Linked DNA regions of Homo sapiens: region 1 is linked to region 2. A link is an interaction called in ENCODE POLR2A ChIA-PET data of the cell type or tissue named here. Cell type or tissue: OCI-LY7. All regions are shown on one strand. Links, peaks and the distances in the headings refer to the core of each region. The heading gives the core; the rest is flanking DNA.

The links. Peaks named below come from ENCODE experiments on the same cell type or tissue, not always from the same donor. Only the 100,000 strongest peaks of a DNase experiment are listed, where the experiment ranks them.
Region 1: POLR2A ChIA-PET joins it to region 2 with 13 read pairs; 3 of 35 experiments call an interaction of 5 or more read pairs at or near these places.

The regions. Positions count from the first base shown.
Region 1 is chr3:123,062,461-123,071,205 of GRCh38, forward strand. PDIA5 (protein disulfide isomerase family A member 5) reads left to right here and starts at 4,565. Exons shown (of 17, transcript NM_006810.4): 1 at 4,565-4,746. The coding sequence starts at 4,705. RefSeq lists a silencer at 4,620-4,859. In OCI-LY7, for the core only: no CTCF peak of the experiment used is centred there; DNase peaks (open chromatin) are centred at 4,541, 5,031 and 5,351; H3K4me3 peaks cover 1,681 bases.
Region 2 is chr3:122,966,555-122,975,299 of GRCh38, forward strand. The region is part of intron 1 of SEMA5B (semaphorin 5B); the gene reads right to left. Among named protein-coding and RNA genes, the nearest start is that of SEMA5B, 57 kb to the right of the region's middle. RefSeq lists enhancers at 7,921-8,685, 8,686-8,745. In OCI-LY7, for the core only: no CTCF peak of the experiment used is centred there; no DNase peak of the experiment used is centred there.

The DNA of each region.
Region 1 (8,745 bases), core at 1,580-6,579, 96 kb after region 2:
GGATGGTGCCCATTGAGGGCTCTAATGGAGGAGGGACAGTGCTTGCCCTGTGCTATTCTCCTAATATTTCAAGGAGAGTGAAGCTTAGAATTGGTAAGCATTCCCAGAAGGGCTACGAATCGCATTTTAGCTTGTTTCAATTGCAGAATGAAATGGCTTGTTTTCTTGGAAATTTTTATTTGCCCCCCTCGGTCCCTTGCCCTCTGTTTCCCTGGCTCTCAGGTGCATAGCTTCCTTCCTGCCTTCCTCCCTTCAACTCTTGCCCCTTTTGGCAGTTACATTTCTGCAGAGTTCAGCCCTCCCTGGACCCAGGAACTTTTAGCCAGTCTTGAACTTCGAAGATACAAGAGCTACAAGGAATCCTGAAGATTAGCTGATTCACACCACCCTTCAATGTTCAGACTTAAGAAAAAGACTGAGAGATAGTGTATATAAAGCGTAAAATCTTAGTATCTAGTTTAGAAAATAAATCAATTCAGCTGGAATAATAAATTAATTTCAACACATCTTAAATGTCATGTAACTATCATTGAATCAAGATACAGGCTGGGCATGGTAGCTCATATCTGTAATCCCAGCACTTTGGGAGGCCAAGGCAGGCAGATCAGTTGAGCCCAGGAGTTCAAGACCAGCCTGGGCAACATAGCAAAACCCCGTCTCTACTAAAAATACACAATTAGCCCGGTGTGGTGGTGTGAGCCTGAGGTCCCAGCTACTCGGACGGCTGAGGTGGAAGGATGACTTGAGTCTAGGAGATGGAGGTTACAGTGAGTGAGATTGCATCACTGCACTCCAGCCTGGGTGGCAGAGTGAGCCTGTCTCAAAACAGAGAAACAAAAAAGCAAGATGCAGAGCATTTCCAGTACCTGGAAGGTTTGCTCATGCTTTCCCCACAGTCCGTCTCTATTCCTCATCCACTTGTTTTCTTTTATCGAACAGGCAGATTGTACTTGCCTGTTCTTGAACTTCAGATAAATGGAATCATACAGTACATATTATTTTGTGTCTGGCTACTTTTGCTCAACATCAGGGTTTTGAGATTCATCCACGTTGTTGCATATTATCAGGAGTTTGTTCTCTCTCTCTCTCTCTCTGTCTCTCTTTTTTGCAGAATATGCTATCGCTAATTTATCTACTCTCCTGTTCTGACAGTTGGGTTGTTTCCAGTTTGGGCTACTGTATCAGTTTGTTAGGGCTGCCGTAACAGACCACCATAGGCTGGGTGGCTTAAATGACAGAGGTTGTTTTTTATTATTATTATTATTCTGAAAGCTAGAAATCCACGATCAAGCTTTTGGCAGGGTTGATTTCTTCTGAGGGCCTCTCTCCTTGGCGTGTCACTGGCCATTCTGTCTTCTCTCTGTGTCCTCACATGGTCTTTCCTCTGTATATGTGTCCTACTGTCCTCTTTTTGTAAGGATACCAGCCATATGGGATTAGGGTCCACCACAATGACCTCATTTAACCTTAATTACCTCTTCAAAGGCTCTAAGTACGGTCATATTCTGATGTAGTAAGGGTTAGTTAGGACTTCAACATATGAATTTGGGGGGGACACAAGTCCATAACAGCTTCTGTGAATAAAGCTGCCATGAACATTTTGGCTCAGATTTTGTACATGTACAGTTGTCCAAAGTAGGTGAGCCAATTTACACTCCCACAGCAATGCGTGAGTGTTCCAGTAGCTCTGCATCCTCACCAACTGCTTCATTTGACAGATGAGAAACAGAGACCCACAGAGAGGGGTGCAAATCTCACTTTCCCATGTGCAGGTCATAAGTTCGAGGTTGCAGAGCAGAGCATGCCAAGGAAGCCCTGTCCCCAAACTGCTTTAGGAATTTCTGACACTTCCCAACACATTACTTAGCTCAATCATTCAGTCATTCATCAAAAAGAACAGTGAGAACCATCTGTGGCTCCGTCCTGTGCTAGGTCCTGGAAGCAAGGTGATGAACAGAGGGACAGGAAACTGACATTCAGGTTGGAGCAAGAGACAATGAACACAAGGACTCAGTAAGTCTTGTGGGTTTTGGTAGGTGCTGGGCAAAGAAGCAACAGAACCTAAGCAGAAGTTGAGATAGAGAAAAAGGAGCTTGGCAGTGGGGAGGGTAAACTCACCTGTAGATGGGCTGCTCTGAAGGGCATCTCTGAGAGGGGATAGATAGGAGAACCCTGAAGGATACAAAGGCGCCAGCCAGACAAAGGCCAAGGAAATTGCCAAGGCAAAGAGAATGGGAGGAGCACAAGCCCTGAGGCAGGAGCAGCTCTGGAGAGGGGAGGGGTGAGGAAATGATGGTCTGTGTAACTGGACCCAGTGGACAGGGGTTGTGGGAGGCAGGAGATGAGGTCTACCGGGCGGGCGAGGGCCTAGACCATGCAGGGCTTGCAGGTCTTGGGAAGAGTTTGGATTTTATTCTAAGGGTAATGGGAAACCACTGGAGGGTTTCAGGGGAGGGGCAAGCAAGATCCAACTGACATTAACATATGGATGGCATGGGGGAGAAGCAGGCACACTCTTTCAGAAACTGTTACCCTTCCCTAGGTGATAGTCACTTAGACTTGGGAGGTGGCAGGAGAGATATATTCTGGAGGTAAAATTGACAGGATGTGGTGAGGGGTTGGATGGGCCTGTTGTGAATAGGAAGCGAGTAATGGATAACTTCTAAGTTTTGAGCTTTGACTCTCCTGACAGAAGGCAAGGACCTTTCAGCTATAACTTACCAACCTCTGACTGTGCTGTTCTCTTGTTCATCTCACTACTGGATATCTTGAGCCTCAGGACATAGTAAGTGTTCAATAAACATTCTTGAATGTATGAACTGACTGCATGCAAGAATGCTTTAGCACAGCAGGGCCCAACCTTTTTGTCACCAGGGACCGGTTTTGTGGAAGACAAGTTTTCCACAGATGGTGGGGGGACAGGGGATGGTTTTGGGATGAAACTGTTCTATCTCGGATCATCAGGCATTAGATTCTCATAAGGCACCCACAACCTAGATTTCTTGAATGTGCAGTTCACAATAGAGTTCACACTCCTATGAGAATCTAATGCCACCACTGATCTGACAGGAGGCAGAGCTCAGGTGGTAATGCTCGCTGGCCCACAGCTTGCCTCCTGGTTCCTAACAGGCCACAGACTGTCCAGAGGCCCAGCGTTTGGGGACCCCTGCTTTAGCACAGGGAATGGGTTCAATAAAGAGTTTTTTTCTTTTGAAAATTTTTACTCAGGTAAAATTCACATAACATCAATTAACCATTTTAAAGTGTACAGTTTAGTGGCATTTAGTACCTTCACAATGTTGTGGAACCATCATCTCCATCTAGTTCCAAAATGTTTTATCACTCCCAAAGGAGTCCCTATACTCATTAAGCAGTCATTCCCCATTCCTTCCTCCCCACCCCCACTACTATGCTTTCTGTCTCTGTGGATTTACCTATTCTAAATATTTCATAAGATGTAATCACATCATATGTGACTTTTTGTGTCTGGCTTCTTTCATTAGCATACATTTCTGAGATTCATTCATTGTAGAATGTATTAGCATTTTATTCTCTCCCCCCCACCTTTTTTTTTTTTTTTTTTTTTGAGACAGGGTCTCACCCTGTGGCCTAGGCTGGGGTGCAGTGGCATGATCTTGGCTCACTGCAGTCTCCATATCCCAGGTTCAAGCAATCCTCCCGCCTTAGCCTCCCAAGTAGTTGGAACTACAGTCCCTTGCCACCACACCAGCTATTTTATTTTATTTTATTTTTATTTTTAGCAGAGATGAGGTCTTGCTATGTTGCCCAGGCTGGTTTCAAACTCCTAGTCTTACACGATTCTGCTGCCTCAGCTTTCCAAAGTGTTGGGATTACAGTCATGAGCTGCCCTGCTGGGCCACTTTATTCCTTTTAATGGCTAAATAACATTCCATTAGATGGATGTATCACACTTTGTTTACCCATTCATCCTTTGACAGACGTTAGAGTTGTTTCTACCTTTTGGTTATTGTAAATAGTGTTGCTGTGAACACTGGTGTACGTGCATTTGTCTGAATACCTGTTTTCAATTCTTTTGGGTATTAGCCTAAGGGTGGAATTGCTGGTCATATAGTAATCTATGTTTAACTTTTTGAGGAACCACCAGATTGTTTTCCAACAGCTCAATAATGTTTTACTGAAGTTAAATAGAATAAGCAGGAGGGAGTCTGGGAGGCAGGGATGAGGGCTTTTCCTGTCCTTCACAGGCAGCCCTGGACTCTGCCATTTACCGGCTGTGTGATCTGGATCAACGTACTTAAATTCCCTGCGCTGCCTCCTAATCCTCAAAGTGGAGAAAATAAAACCTAATTTCTGTGAGCTGCGTGAGATACTGTTTCTGAAGCTCCAGGCACAGAGTAAGCCCCCGCTCATTAATTGCCTTCCCTTACTCCCTGACCTTGCCTTTTCGCACTTCACTCGCTGCCACGTGGCCTCGGAGCCCAGTCCGCACCCGCAGCCCCCAGCTGAGCCAGGCTGCAGACTACAACTCCCAGCGAGCACTTCTTCCCGGCCGCCTCTCCCCAGCTGCTGCGCATGCTTTGGCAGACGTGGCACCGGGAACTCGGAGGCGGGGAGCGGCTGGGAAGTGGCCGTGGTGGTTGGCCGCGGTGGAGCTAGCAGGCGGGCGGGCGGGAGCGGGCGCCGGAGTGGAGAAAGGAGCCAGCGGTGGGCAGCGCTGCTGGGATGGCGCGGGCCGGGCCGGCGTGGCTGCTGCTGGCAATCTGGGTGAGACTGTGGGGCAGGGATCCGGGCCGGGCCAGCACGTGTGTCCCGCGTGCCCTTCTGCGCTCTCTGCTCCAGCCCTCTGCGGAACGTGCGGGGAGCTGCCCCGGGGCACCGGGATGAGGGCGTGCATGCCAGGCAGGCGGGCACTGGGTGCTACGCGGGAGACAGCGGGCGTCCCGGTGCCCTCGCCGCCAAGCGCTCCCGGACGCAGGGGCAGGAGGCAGCTGTGGGGCGCCGGGAGATCCCTGGCAGGGTGCTTACGCCACGGCCACAACTTTGCGGGGATGCAGGTCGGGGCACAGCCGGTCGGGCAGGACGCCGGCGGGCTGCGGGGTGAGCTCCGCTCCAGACTCCGAGCCCTGCACCTGTGTGAGTGCGGGGTGGGATGGGGGTGCTTACTACCTGCACTGCCGGAAACCTTGGTTTAGGGCCACCTTGTTCTTGGCTTCGGCCCCAGGCGTCTGGGAAACTGCGGGCCACCACCTGGGCCTCCGCCCACAGGCCAGGCTCGGTGGGCTGGGTGGGGTCGACGTAGCCCGCCCCGGCGGAGGAGCTGCTCCTACACCCAACTGAGGCGGGCTCGAGCCTCAGCCACTTTCTAGCTGTGTGACGCGGCGGTTCATTTAATGTATCTGAGCTAGTTTCCTCATGCATGATATAGAAAGGCAAAGCTACCCCCATAGGGTGGTTCTGAGAGTCGGATGAGGTCTCAGTGGAGGAAGCTGTGTAAACTGCAAAATCTTACAAAAGTGGAAAAGGAGTGGACTCCAAGAGTAGTTTGCTACACTTGGTGGGGGGGACTCCAGGCATCCCTGAGAGAGGTCGGAATGGGTGTGCCTGCCGGCCCAGGTCTGGGGTTTGGCCTTCGTTTCGCTGTGGGTGTGTGATGAGATATTGTGGCCTCCTTCCCCATCTTTTCCATAACTTATGCGCTCCCTTATTTTAGGACCATCCTGGTCCTTTTCCCCTGAAGTTCCAGGGAACTTCCTGTTCCTGGCACCCTCCCCCCAACCCAGATTTTCCCGTTCTTTTCCATTTGGGTGTGGCAAGGACACTGGGCAAATGGGAGGAGAAAAGTGTGGGTTGAGTTGCTTGAAACACTTCCATCTCCCAATACCCTGGCCTTTTGGATCACCAGTGAGGAGTGGCCTGGTACTCTCTGGTTGGAAGTGGGTGGGGAAAGAAGCCCCCTGTTCTCTTCGGTCTGTGTTCTCCCTCTTGGGGAGAACCAGGCTGGAGTGGGGCAGTGTCACTTAATTGCGTCTGGGTTTGTTGAATGCTGGTTTGCCATCAGTTCCCTGGAGCCAGTTGGTCTGGGCGGGTCTCTGGGCCAGGAGGAGGGAGCTATCTCCTGAAACGCCCCCCATCGGTCTTTGCACTTGGGCTGAGTAGGAGGTCCTGCTTTCCTCCCTTTCCCCTCCCTTTTGTGAAAACAAACGGCTTGAGAATCTGAAATTTCATTCGGCAGACATTTATTTGTCAATCACATTGTTTGGATTGATATTTTGCCCTCCACTGGGTTAGATTTTGGGCGGAGAGCAAAACACACATTGTACCTGCCGTCTGGTGTTGCCCTGGATTGGGCAAAGGAGTCAGTCCTGTGAGCAAATAATGACAGAACTGCAAGTGCTGTGACCTTAAGTACTAGTATCCTTCACTGAACCGGAGCCATACGTTGATTTAAAGGGAGGTCAGCCATGGCTTTCCTGAGGTGGTAGGGTTGAACAGAGTCTGAAAGATGTGTGGTAGTTAGCTAGGCAGTGGAGGGCTGCAGGTCCCCTTCACCAGGAGGTGCGGAAGAGCAGGTAGGTTTGCTGAAAGCACTAGAACCTGGGAGTCCTGAGCAAGCAATTTCTATCTTCTCCTTTCCCTAAGCCCTAGAGTTGGCTTAGCGGGTAGGAGGTGGAGGGAGCATGCCAACAGGAGCAGTGGTGAGTGATTGCTGGACAGCGCGTTGGGTCTTTGTAAATTTAAATGCTGTATCTATCTGATAAGTGCTCCCCAGGTTCCTGGAAGCCGGTTGGGTTTCTTTGTTCACTCAATATTTACTGAGGGCTGATATGTGCACAGGACTGGGCTGTGACCTGAAGGGTATAAAGGCATCTGCAGGGATTCGTGTACAGGGATATACACCCACCACATTTTTTACAATAGCAAAATGTGGAAATGGGTTAAATGCTCAATAATAGTGGCATGGTTAAATAATATCTGGCCTTGTCCATATCATGGAAAGTGATATTTATCTTTTTCAGTTTGGCCTGCTATAAGAAATATCCCATAGACTGGTGGTGTAGAACAATTGAAATGTATTTTTCACAGTTCTGCAGACCAAAAGTCCGAAATCAGGGTGCCAGCATGGTTGAATTCTAGTGAGGACCCTCCTCCAGAAGACTCTTGACTTCTCACTGTATTCTCATATGATAGAAAGAAGACTAGACAGTTCTCTTGGGTCCCTTTTTCAAGGGCACTAATCCTATTCATGAGCGATCCACCCTCATGACCTAATTACGTACCAAGGGCCCCACCTCCTAACACCACCACTTTGGGGGTTAGGATTTTAACATATGAATTTTCAGGGGAATGACAGAAATACTCAGTCCTGGCCGGGCACAGTTGCTCACACCTGTAATCCCAGCAGTTTGGGAGGCTGAGGCGGGTGGATCACCTGAGGTCAGGAGTTCGAGACCAGCCTGGCCAACATGGTGAAACCCCGTCTCTACTAAAAATACAAAAATTAGCCAAGCATGGTAGCGGGCGCCTGTAGTCCCAGCTACTCAGAAGGCTGAGGCAGGAGAATCGCTTGAACCCAGGAGGCAGAGGGTGCAGTGGGCTGAGATCGCGCCACTGCACTCCAGCCTGGGGGATGGAGCAAGACTCCATCTCAAAAAAAAAAAAAAAGAAGAAGAAGAAGAAGAAATATTCAGTCCATTGCAATGTTTATAAAGAATATTTTTATTTACCAGAATATTATGTTTATTATGAAAACATTTTATGATGTTTATGAAGAATATCTAAGGATGTGGAAAAATGCCCAAGTGTGATAAGTAAGGGAAAAGCAGGATGTAAAACCAAATCTGAGGGTGGCTGAAGTTACATGTATGAAGAATTAGTGCATCAAAATGTTAACAGTCATTGTTCTGGAAGGTGGAGTTGTGATGACTTCTGCTTCTTTGCTTATGCTTTTCTGTGGATTCCAAGTTTTTCACATGAATATGTATTAGTTTATAATCAGAAAAGTTAATAAAGATTTTTTAAAATGTTGCTTTGGGAACCCTTAGCCTTCCAAAAGAATACTGGGGAGGAAGGTGTCACTGTCAAACACGTGGGACAGGTTAGTTCCAAGAGCTTCCAGGCTGGGTGTCTGTGCCCTCAGAGGCTATGGGTGGCGGTGCCCTCCCTGCCAAGTGCTCCTGGACACAGGGGCAGGAGGTAGCCCTAGGGCACAGGGCGATCCCTGCCGAGCCATGCTGCCCTGCTCCCATCCCTGCGCTGACTGCCTGCTTTCCTGCTGTCCAGCTCAGCTCATCCCTGCAGCTGACTCTTCTCTAGGGCCGTCCATGCTGATTGTCCTGTTGGCTCCATCCAGCCTGTAGGATGGAGAAACGTCGAGCTGGAGTGAACTCTAGGTCTCCTAGCTCAGTGGTTCTCAAGCATTGGGCCAAGGACTGAAGCTGGGCTGGGATAGAGTTTTCTGGTCTGCAGTCAAACTGGAAAAAAAAAATGGTGTATTTTTTTGTTTGTTTGTTTTTCATGAATGCAAATGTTTTCAGTTTAAAAAGTTGTCAATTTTTCTGACATGACGATATTTTGAGGGGGAGGGGGTTACAGCATCCCTTTGAAAAATGAGGCTGGTTGTAGTATATTGTGATTTCTTTTTAAAAGCCCTTTCTTGATAAAATTTATTTTTAATAATATAAAATCCATTTTATATTTAAAAATATATATATTCTGCTGATCTGTGAGATTCAGAACTGATCTAACTCAGCCTTCTCCTTTTAT
Region 2 (8,745 bases), core at 1,580-6,579:
TTATTATTATTATTTTTTGAGACGGAGTCTCGCTCTATCACCCAGGCTGGAGTGCAGTGGCGTGATCTCAGCTCACTGCAAGCTCCGCCTCCTGGGTTCACGCCATTCTCCTGCCTCAGCCTCCCAAGTAGCTGGGACTACAGGCCCCCGCCACCGCGCCCAGCTAATTTTTTGTTTGCATTTTTAGTAGAGACGGGGTTTCACCATGTTAGCCAGGATGGTTTCGATCTCCTGACCTCGTGATCTGCCCGCCTCGGCCTCCCAAAGTGCTGGAATTACAGGCGTGAGCCACCACACCCGGCCTATTACTATTATTATTATTATTATTATTATTATTATTATTATTAGAGATGGAGTTTCACTCTTGTGGCCCAGGCTGGAATGCAATGGTGCTATCTTGGCTCAACACAACCTCTGCCTCCTGGGTTCAAGCGATTCTCCTGCCTCAGCCTCCTGAGTAGCTGGGATTGCAGGCGCCCGCCACCACATCCGGTTAATTTTGTATTTTTAGTAGAGACGGGGGTTTCTCCATGTTGGTCAGGCTGATCTTGAACCCCCGACCTCAGGTGATCTGCCTGACTCGGCCTCCCAAAGTGCTGGGATTACAGGCGTGAGCCACTGTGCCCAGCCTTAAGAATGTTTATTATAATAAGCCTTTAAATGTGACAAATCTTGGAAGAATTATCGCAGCAATTATTCACTTTTGAATGTAATCTTGTAGATTTTAGGGTGGTGAAGGACCTTAGATTTCCTCCTCCTAACTACCCCCACACGACTTCTAAACTATCTTCAGAAGTAAGCAAGGATCTTCTCGAGTTGAATTAACGTGGCATTTCCTAGGAGAGAAAGAGTAGCAGGTGCTGTTGGTGCCTGCCCCATTTGTGGGTGGGTGCACCCATCCAGACTGGCTGTTAATGGTTCACACCTGCAACCTTCTCCAGAGGCCTGCCCTTAACCCAGTGCAGACTCCTGGAGACTACAACCCTCACCACCATTCCAAAGCTCTTGGGTAATCACCAGCTGACAGAGGAGTATAGGAGCCCAGCCCCCACATCTCCAGGTGCAATGGATTCTGTGGTGCCATTCATGCTCCAGGGCTCCTCGTGGGATCATGAGATCGTGGGATCATGTAGCCTTGGCCTCATCCTGTGCTCTACCCTGGTTCTTCTGGAGGACACTACCTGCTCAGTCACTTGCTCAAGAATCTCTGCTCAGGCTTTGCTTCTTCCAGGGAAACCTGGCCTGAGATAGGCCCTTAGGCCCTTTCTGCCTTCCCAGAGGAGGACTGAGAAGGAGGTAGGGGAAGAAGTAGGCTGGTGTCAAGACTAAGCTCTGCAGACTTCTCTTTTGGCCCAGGGCTCTGCCCTCTCACTCACTCTGCGTGCACAAGAGACCATGCACCGGGCCCAGCCCTCAGCCCGCCCAAGGACTGCAGCCTTGACCAGAGCTAGCACGTGTTCCACGCTCTCCTGACCTCCCCGGCTACCACCTTCTCTCCAGAAAATGTGCAGATCCGCTCCAAGGCCCAGCAACACTTTCCCAGAAAACTGTAAATCCAAAAATCAATTGGTCTTCATGTCACCACATTATCAGAATTGGGCCCCCAGGATGGTTTAGGCTCAGAGACTCACAGAGTATTAGTGTAAAAAGGGCCTTGGGAGGTGATGTAGCTACCTCCTTCACAGTTTAATTTGGATTATACTTCTGCATCTATGCCACTCCTCTCTCATTATAATTGCGATAATTATGGTCTGCTTTATTCTCCTCTGGACCATTTACACAGGTGAAGAGACAGAAATTCATGGATGCAAATCACCAACCCCAGGCTCTTTTTTCAGGGTTTGCCTCCCTAGAGGCAATGAACCTGAGTCAGAGAGGGACGGTCGCCTTGGGGGTGACCTAGTAGCGGGATAGGATGGGGATCCAGCCCCAAGGTGCTGTGCCTCTTAGATTGGAAGGGTGGGAGAAGCAGCTGTTTGCACTATATGTATCCTACTCCAACGCCCGCCCCAACACTACTGGAAATACATTTCTTTCCAGTAGAAATGAAAGGGCAGTGGAAATCAGGTCAGTTTGGATCTTCCTATGGTTAATAATGTCTCTGTGGGCATCTGAGGTCATCCTGTCCATCCTCCAGGCACCAGGCAAGACACTTCCTCCTTCAGTCCAGGGTAGCTTTACTCCAGCCACATCTCTTGGTGACCTCAGCTGGGTTTGGTACCCATCACTGTCAGGACATTCTTACATCTTTTCTGCCACATGAGCCAACATTCAAGGGTCCTAATAAAGGCTATGGGCCATAAGTCTTGGGGCAGGTCATTTTCTCTCTTTGGGGATCCCCTCTTTTGAGCATTCTAACATCTTCTGTTCACTTACCAATGCTTACGTCTGACTCAATTTTTCTCACCAATGATCCCCAACTTGTGAAATCCCAGATACCAGGACTTCTGGTGAAAATACATGGGTTCTGTGCTCGAATAATTTTAATTATATCTAAGCTTTCTCCTGTTCTTTTTTCTATGACAGACAGTGTGCTAATTATTTTTCAAATGTGATCTCATTTCATCCTCACCATATGGCTATAAAATAAGCTTTACTGCCTCTTTTCAGATGAGGAAACTGAGGCTCAGAGAGGTTGGGTGGCCTGTCCAAAGTCACACCAGAAGTGGCAGAGCCGGATCTGCTCTCAGATCTCTTTGATGCCAAAGCGCATGCTTTTAGTCAGCCTGCTTCCCACCTCCTTCCAGGGATGCTTTGGAGACAGATTCACCAGGAAGGAAGGTGAAGGTGCTCTCTCCTGGCTGTGGGGGCACAGAGAAGGGATACCACCCAGGTCTCCTCCTGATTCCCTGTATCCAAAGCTGAGTCCAGCCCAGTTCCTCTCCCACTGCCCAGAGCTTCCTCCCTGCGTCCTATCCCGTGCTGTGTCCTGGATGCATTTTCTTTCTCTCTCCTGGTCAGTATGCCTGCTACTGCCAGGGCCTCTGATCGTAATTCTCTATTCCAGTGTCTCCAATGAGAGCTCCCAGCTCCACTCCCATTCTGCTCCACCTCATGGACATCACAGCCCCTAGGTCACTCCAGCCTTCCTGGCACCCACCTGCATTGATATTTCTGTGTCCCACTCACTGCTGCGGGTGTTGAAGTCACTGGCCCCTTCTGCTTTCCCAAGTTCCCTGACGCAGGGAAAGTCACTGCTTATTAGTTTGTGCCAACAGCGGGGGTGGCAGAGAGCAGCGAGGCAGATAATCTGAGGTAGTGGGGAATGTAAGAATCATCTCTATTTGGCTGTGGAAGGTATTTTTGGACTTACAGTTGAATGTGGGTGTGTGTTATGTGCTGGGAATTCACAACACTTCAAGCCAAATACTGAAGCTCAACCAGCAGGACCTGGCTGCTGGTTTCAGGAATTAGAAAGCTGTCCACCCTGTTCCTATTTCCTGCAGAGTTGGGTGGCTCCGTGTCTCGGCTGATGTTCAGGACCAGCTGAAGCAGAACTGCTACTTCTCTAGGGCTCAGAAACCACACTTGCCCCTGACCTAGAGCCCGGGCTGCAAATATGGGTGCCCACAGCAGGTGGGCAGCCAAGTGAGGCCAGCTGGTGTCACACAAAACGGAATGGCAGAGCCAGGACTGTGAACCCCTTCAGGAGGGCACCATCACTTCTCAGGGACAGCTGCTCCTCAGCTCCAGCTGATGACAGAGGCCAAACAAAACACATCTATGAAAGAATTTGGCCCTCTGACAACTGGATTGCAGTCTCCAGCCTCGTGGTTCTCACACTAATGTGCATCAGAATTGCCTGGAGGGCTTGTTACAACCGATTGTTGGGCCCCTTCTCCAGAGTTTCTCATTCAGTCAATCTAGGGTGGAGCCCAAGATTTTGCAATTCTAGCAAGTTCCCAGGTGATGCTTACGGTCTAGGGACCGCACTTTGGGAACCACTGCTATAGCCCAGCAGCTAGAGAATAAGAGAGCTTCCCACCTCCTTACCTTTTAGTATTTGCAAGCCTCTTTTTGGTGTCAGCTCAAGAGGTAATCATGTCCTTTAGAAGTTAAAAGTCAGAAGAAAGGGTGAGACACATCTATTAAATGGCAAATATTTCATGAACATCTCGTTTAATCATCACAGCCTTCCTGCAAGGTAGGTATTATTGCCCCTACTTTACTGCTGAGGATCTAAGGCACAGAGATGTTCATGACTTGCCCAAGGTCGCACAGCTAGGAAGGACAATTCTGGGACGGAAATCTACATCAGCCTAACTCCAGTGCCCATGCTTTTCCCAAATCATCAAACTGCCCAGAGAAACAGGGCCTCTTTGCAAAATATACCCTCTTTCTGGGGGTTGAGCAGAATAGCCTTCCCTTTAGGGACCCTTCTAAGTTTGTCCATCAGGGGCATTTCACAGGAAGGGCTGGATCAAGAGCCAGAAGGCTTGGAGAGGGGAGAGTCTTTTGCCTCCTTCCAAAGGGAATGATCAATAAAGACCTGGTCCTGGAGCACTACCCAGTGGCCTATAATTCCCAGGAGACAGGAGGGCTGACCCTGGGGCAGCATAGTGCCCTGGAAGTGCCAGGCCTGAGGAAGTCACTCCTGAACAAACCACCTTAGTCCTTGGGAATACATCAGAGCAGGATGGGAGAATTATCTGGTTAATGTCTGCAAACTGGTGGCAGGAACCATGTCTGTTTTGCTCAGTGCTATATCCCTAGCTGCTAACCCAGCACCAGTCACATAAGAGACGCTGAATTATTTGTTGAATGAGAGAATGACTGAATGGTGGAACAAAGTGCAAGGAATCTTTGCTCTTAACCAAAGGGACTATGGGAATCTTTGCTCTTAGCCAAAGGCACTAATGTGCCCACTCATGGTTGAAAGTGTAGACACTCATAAAGCAGCCAGCCTTGAGAAGGGAGATGTGGCAGGTGATAATTCTGCTTCAGGTAATTGATCGGAAATGTTTTCCAAATCCATCATGGGGCATGAAGCAAAGATATTAACAGGTCTGCCAAGAGCCAGCAAGAATAAGGTCTTATTTACCTCTGGATCCTCAGCCCGTGTCTATTGAATGAATGAAAGTGAGTCTCTCCTCCTGAATGCCCAGTGGGGAAGGTGTTCACACACTTATTGCTGCATGGGTGCTGGTGGGCCTCTGCCCAAGGAGCCTTCCCCAAGGCTTTCTGGAAGGCAGGTGCGGCACGGTGAGAAGAGCATGGACTTGGAATGGGAAGCCATGGTGCAAGCCCTGATGTCAGCCACTCCTGAACTCGTCAATAGACATGATTCCAGTGGGAGCAACAGGCACCGTGTTCTGCATCCTTGGGCCCCGCTGCCTCCCTTCTCTTTGAAACAGAGAGAATAATGATAGCAACAACAACAGCAATCATAACAACTTCTTCACAGACTTGTGAAGGTGAGATACTTGTGCACTGAGAGCGGAACAAGCACTCAACAAACGCTTGTTGTCCACATGGATCCGCTGATCGATCCACCATGGCTGGGTCACTTCTCCAGTGTGGAGAGTTTTGAGGAGTCCCTCACTGCTCCAGGTAGGAAGCTCTGCCACTACCTGACTTACTTTTCCTCTTGCTGCAACTTAAACCCTCTTACTCCACTGTCTGTGGTGACAAGGAATAGGCCGACAGTTGGTGAAAGCTCTCTCTAACACTGGTCTCCCCTGCTTTTCCAGGAAAGTAGCAGAAACAGACTTTTTGGAGTCAGGAACTAATGTTATGGAGAGTGTGCAGTGACTTAAGATGTATCTAAATCAGTGCAACTCCAAGCCACATGGTAACACAAATGGTTCTGCTGCCCATGTATAAAGCATGCCAGCCCTTTTCCCTGGCATGTGGCACACTCCAGATCTCTCCCCTCATCCAGTTATGTGTGTGCAAAACTCAGCCTGGATCAGTCACCCTTGAAATATGAGTCAAATAAAATTAAAATTAAAAATTGTTCTTGAATCACACCCTGTTTTGCATTATCTGTGCTATTATTTGACTTTACTCAGCCCTTTAACCACTGGCTCCAGATGATCCCACAGATGTAACTGGGCCAGCACTGGGGAGAGAGACCCCCACCTGAGTCGGTAAGAGCTGTTGGGATGCTGCGCTGGGTGCAGCATAGGTGACCAGCAGAAAGGTAGTGTCAGGAATCATGCAAATCCCCTTCATGTGGATGGGTCCTTGCTACTCTTCACAACCACGATGCCATCAGATTCCCTGTGAAGTCTGCAGAAGGCTTGTCATGGCTCCCATTTAACTGATGAGAAGCCAGAGGCCCTGAGAGCAGCTACAGATCCAAATGCTCAGAGTGGGAAGTTAGCCCAGGTCTGCCTTCCCACCCCGCAGCCTATCCAGGCTCCCAGAAACACTCTTATTCCCCAAGTCAAGCCGTGATGGCTCACACTGGATAAGGTCCCCAGCCACTGGGAGCTGGGAGCCTGGAAACTGTGGGAGAACCCCTACAGATTAATGACAGGTCATTCAGAGTGTCTATACACCTTGTTTTGGAAATCTAAGAGGTAACCATAGTTAGATCCCAAGGTCTCCAGAAAAATCACTCATAATACTCTCTTTGGGGAGTGGGCAGTATTGAGACTGGGGCAGGAAAGAGAAATGATGGACTATCATCCCAGTCTGAGCCCCTGACTCCAGCCTGTGTTCAGGCTATGTTTATGTCCTTCTCTCCCTTTACACCCCTAGCTTCTAGTCTAGGTGCCAAGTGGCCCTGGGCCTCTAGTGCCCTGAGGAGAGGCAGCCAATGAGCTGCTAACCCAGAGGACATAAGCTAGTCCAACTCAGCCTCTGCCATGTGACCAGCCAAAAGCAGAACCTCAAACCCCCACCCCAAGATGAGTGGGGTCCAGCCTGGCGGGCAGTGGAGGGTGCCGCAGTCTGCTCCCTTTCCTCTTTTAGAGAGGAAAAAAGAAAATGAGTGAGGAGGGGTGGAACGTCAACAGAGACCAGAAGGGAATAAAGAACACTGAGGCCAGTTCATCTGTGAAGGTCGTGAAATGGACAGAGTTTTGTTCCTTTTGGTTTATGTTATCGCAGTTATGATGGTGTTTGTGCAGTAAGTGAAACAGTGAAGGGAAAGTGTCTGGGGTCTGTGTTGGAGCTGAACGATGCTGCAAACTTGGGGGGTTGTAGATTCCCAAGGAGGGCAGGCAATGTGGAGCCTCCCTGTCCCACTCTGGGAATCTGCAACCCACCAAGTGTGGAGCCCAGGACAGAGGGGCAGAGGTATGGGAGTGGGGAAGGGCAGAGAGGGAGGAGAAGGTAGGGAGAAATTCCTTAAACCCTTTCAGGATTTCCTTCTGGAGGGCTGTGAGTCTTCTTCACCAGGCCCAATACCTGGTACTCTGGGTCCTGCCAGCTCAGATGCCTGAACTTCCAGAACATAATTGTGTTCCAGCTCAGCAGGGCACAGCCTCGGGCCGTCTAGGAGCAGGCTGCCGTTCCCCGAATGTACACCCTGTCAGTGCCCAGATCCATCTGGAGAGCAAATGGCTGGCTGAGGGGAGAGAGAGCCCAGGCACACCACCCCCCATCTGCTCCCGCCATGTGACACATGCTTGCAGGCGGGGAGGGAGAAGCCGGCAGGTGGTTGGCTGATGTAGAGTGGAGGCTGGGAGAAAGAACAAGGACCAGCACAAACCCACTGTCCAGCCCTGGCCAGAAGCATTTCTGGGAACTGCTCCCAGCCCTACTCCCATTGCCAGGTGAGCCCCCTCGCTCCTGCACACACACAGGTGAAAGACAGGTCTGAGTGAAGGCCAGGCCTGGGACTCCACCACCACTACTGCCCCAGACATAGGAATGTGTACGTGGGTGCACACTCGCCTGCGCACATGCCTGAGATCCAGATCATTCCTTCAAAGCTTCTTTGCAGGTGCAATGATGCAGCCTCACTGCTGCCCCAGCCCTGAGCACCTACAAGGCAGCTGACTGGTCCTTCTGGGTTTGGGTATATGGGTTGGGGAGAGTGAGGCAGGGACACGTGCCTGAGGACTTCTCAGGTGGATGGTGTCCAGGAGCTGAGCAGGCCATGGGGCTTGGTTGTGGGCAGAATAGAGAGTTCCAGCCCTGGGCCAGGGGGTGGGAAGAGAAGGGGAGGGGGGTCTTTAAGAGAAGCACAGTGAGCTCTTTCTGATCTGGTATAAACGAAGCCCTTCTTGGAGACAGAAAGATGGTCAAGGGCTGACAAAACCCTTCCAGTGCTTAATGAATGTCTCTCTTTAAACCTGGCCATTGGTGCCAAGCCCCTTAAGTTCCATATTCATAGAGCTCAGTTATAATAAGAATAACAGCTAACAGGCTTACTATTTGCAGGACTTTATCTATGACTCACCCTGCAGGCCCAGCCCCCACCCCCAGCTCTCCTTTTCCACAATGGAACTGGAATAGAGTTATCTTCATAGAGGCCTGTTGGAGGAGCATCTGAAATGCAAGAATTCTGGGGAGGGAGCCTGGAAGTGTCCTCTGCTCAGGCCCACAAGGACAGCAGAGAAATGGAAGGGAGTGGGAAACCGTGTCATTTTCTTACCAGAAGACTTAGTCAAGTGCTCACAGGTGTGGTCTGCAGGCAGACGTGGGCAGCACCAGACAAGGAGAGATGGAGGGTGGGCCCTGGGTCCAGGGGTGAGGAGCAGTGGAGTAAGGAGAGGCACAGCTGATCCCCTGCCTGCCAGGAGAGCTGCCGCTGCTGGCTGGCGGGAAAGGAGTGTGATGGATGCTCCCCTG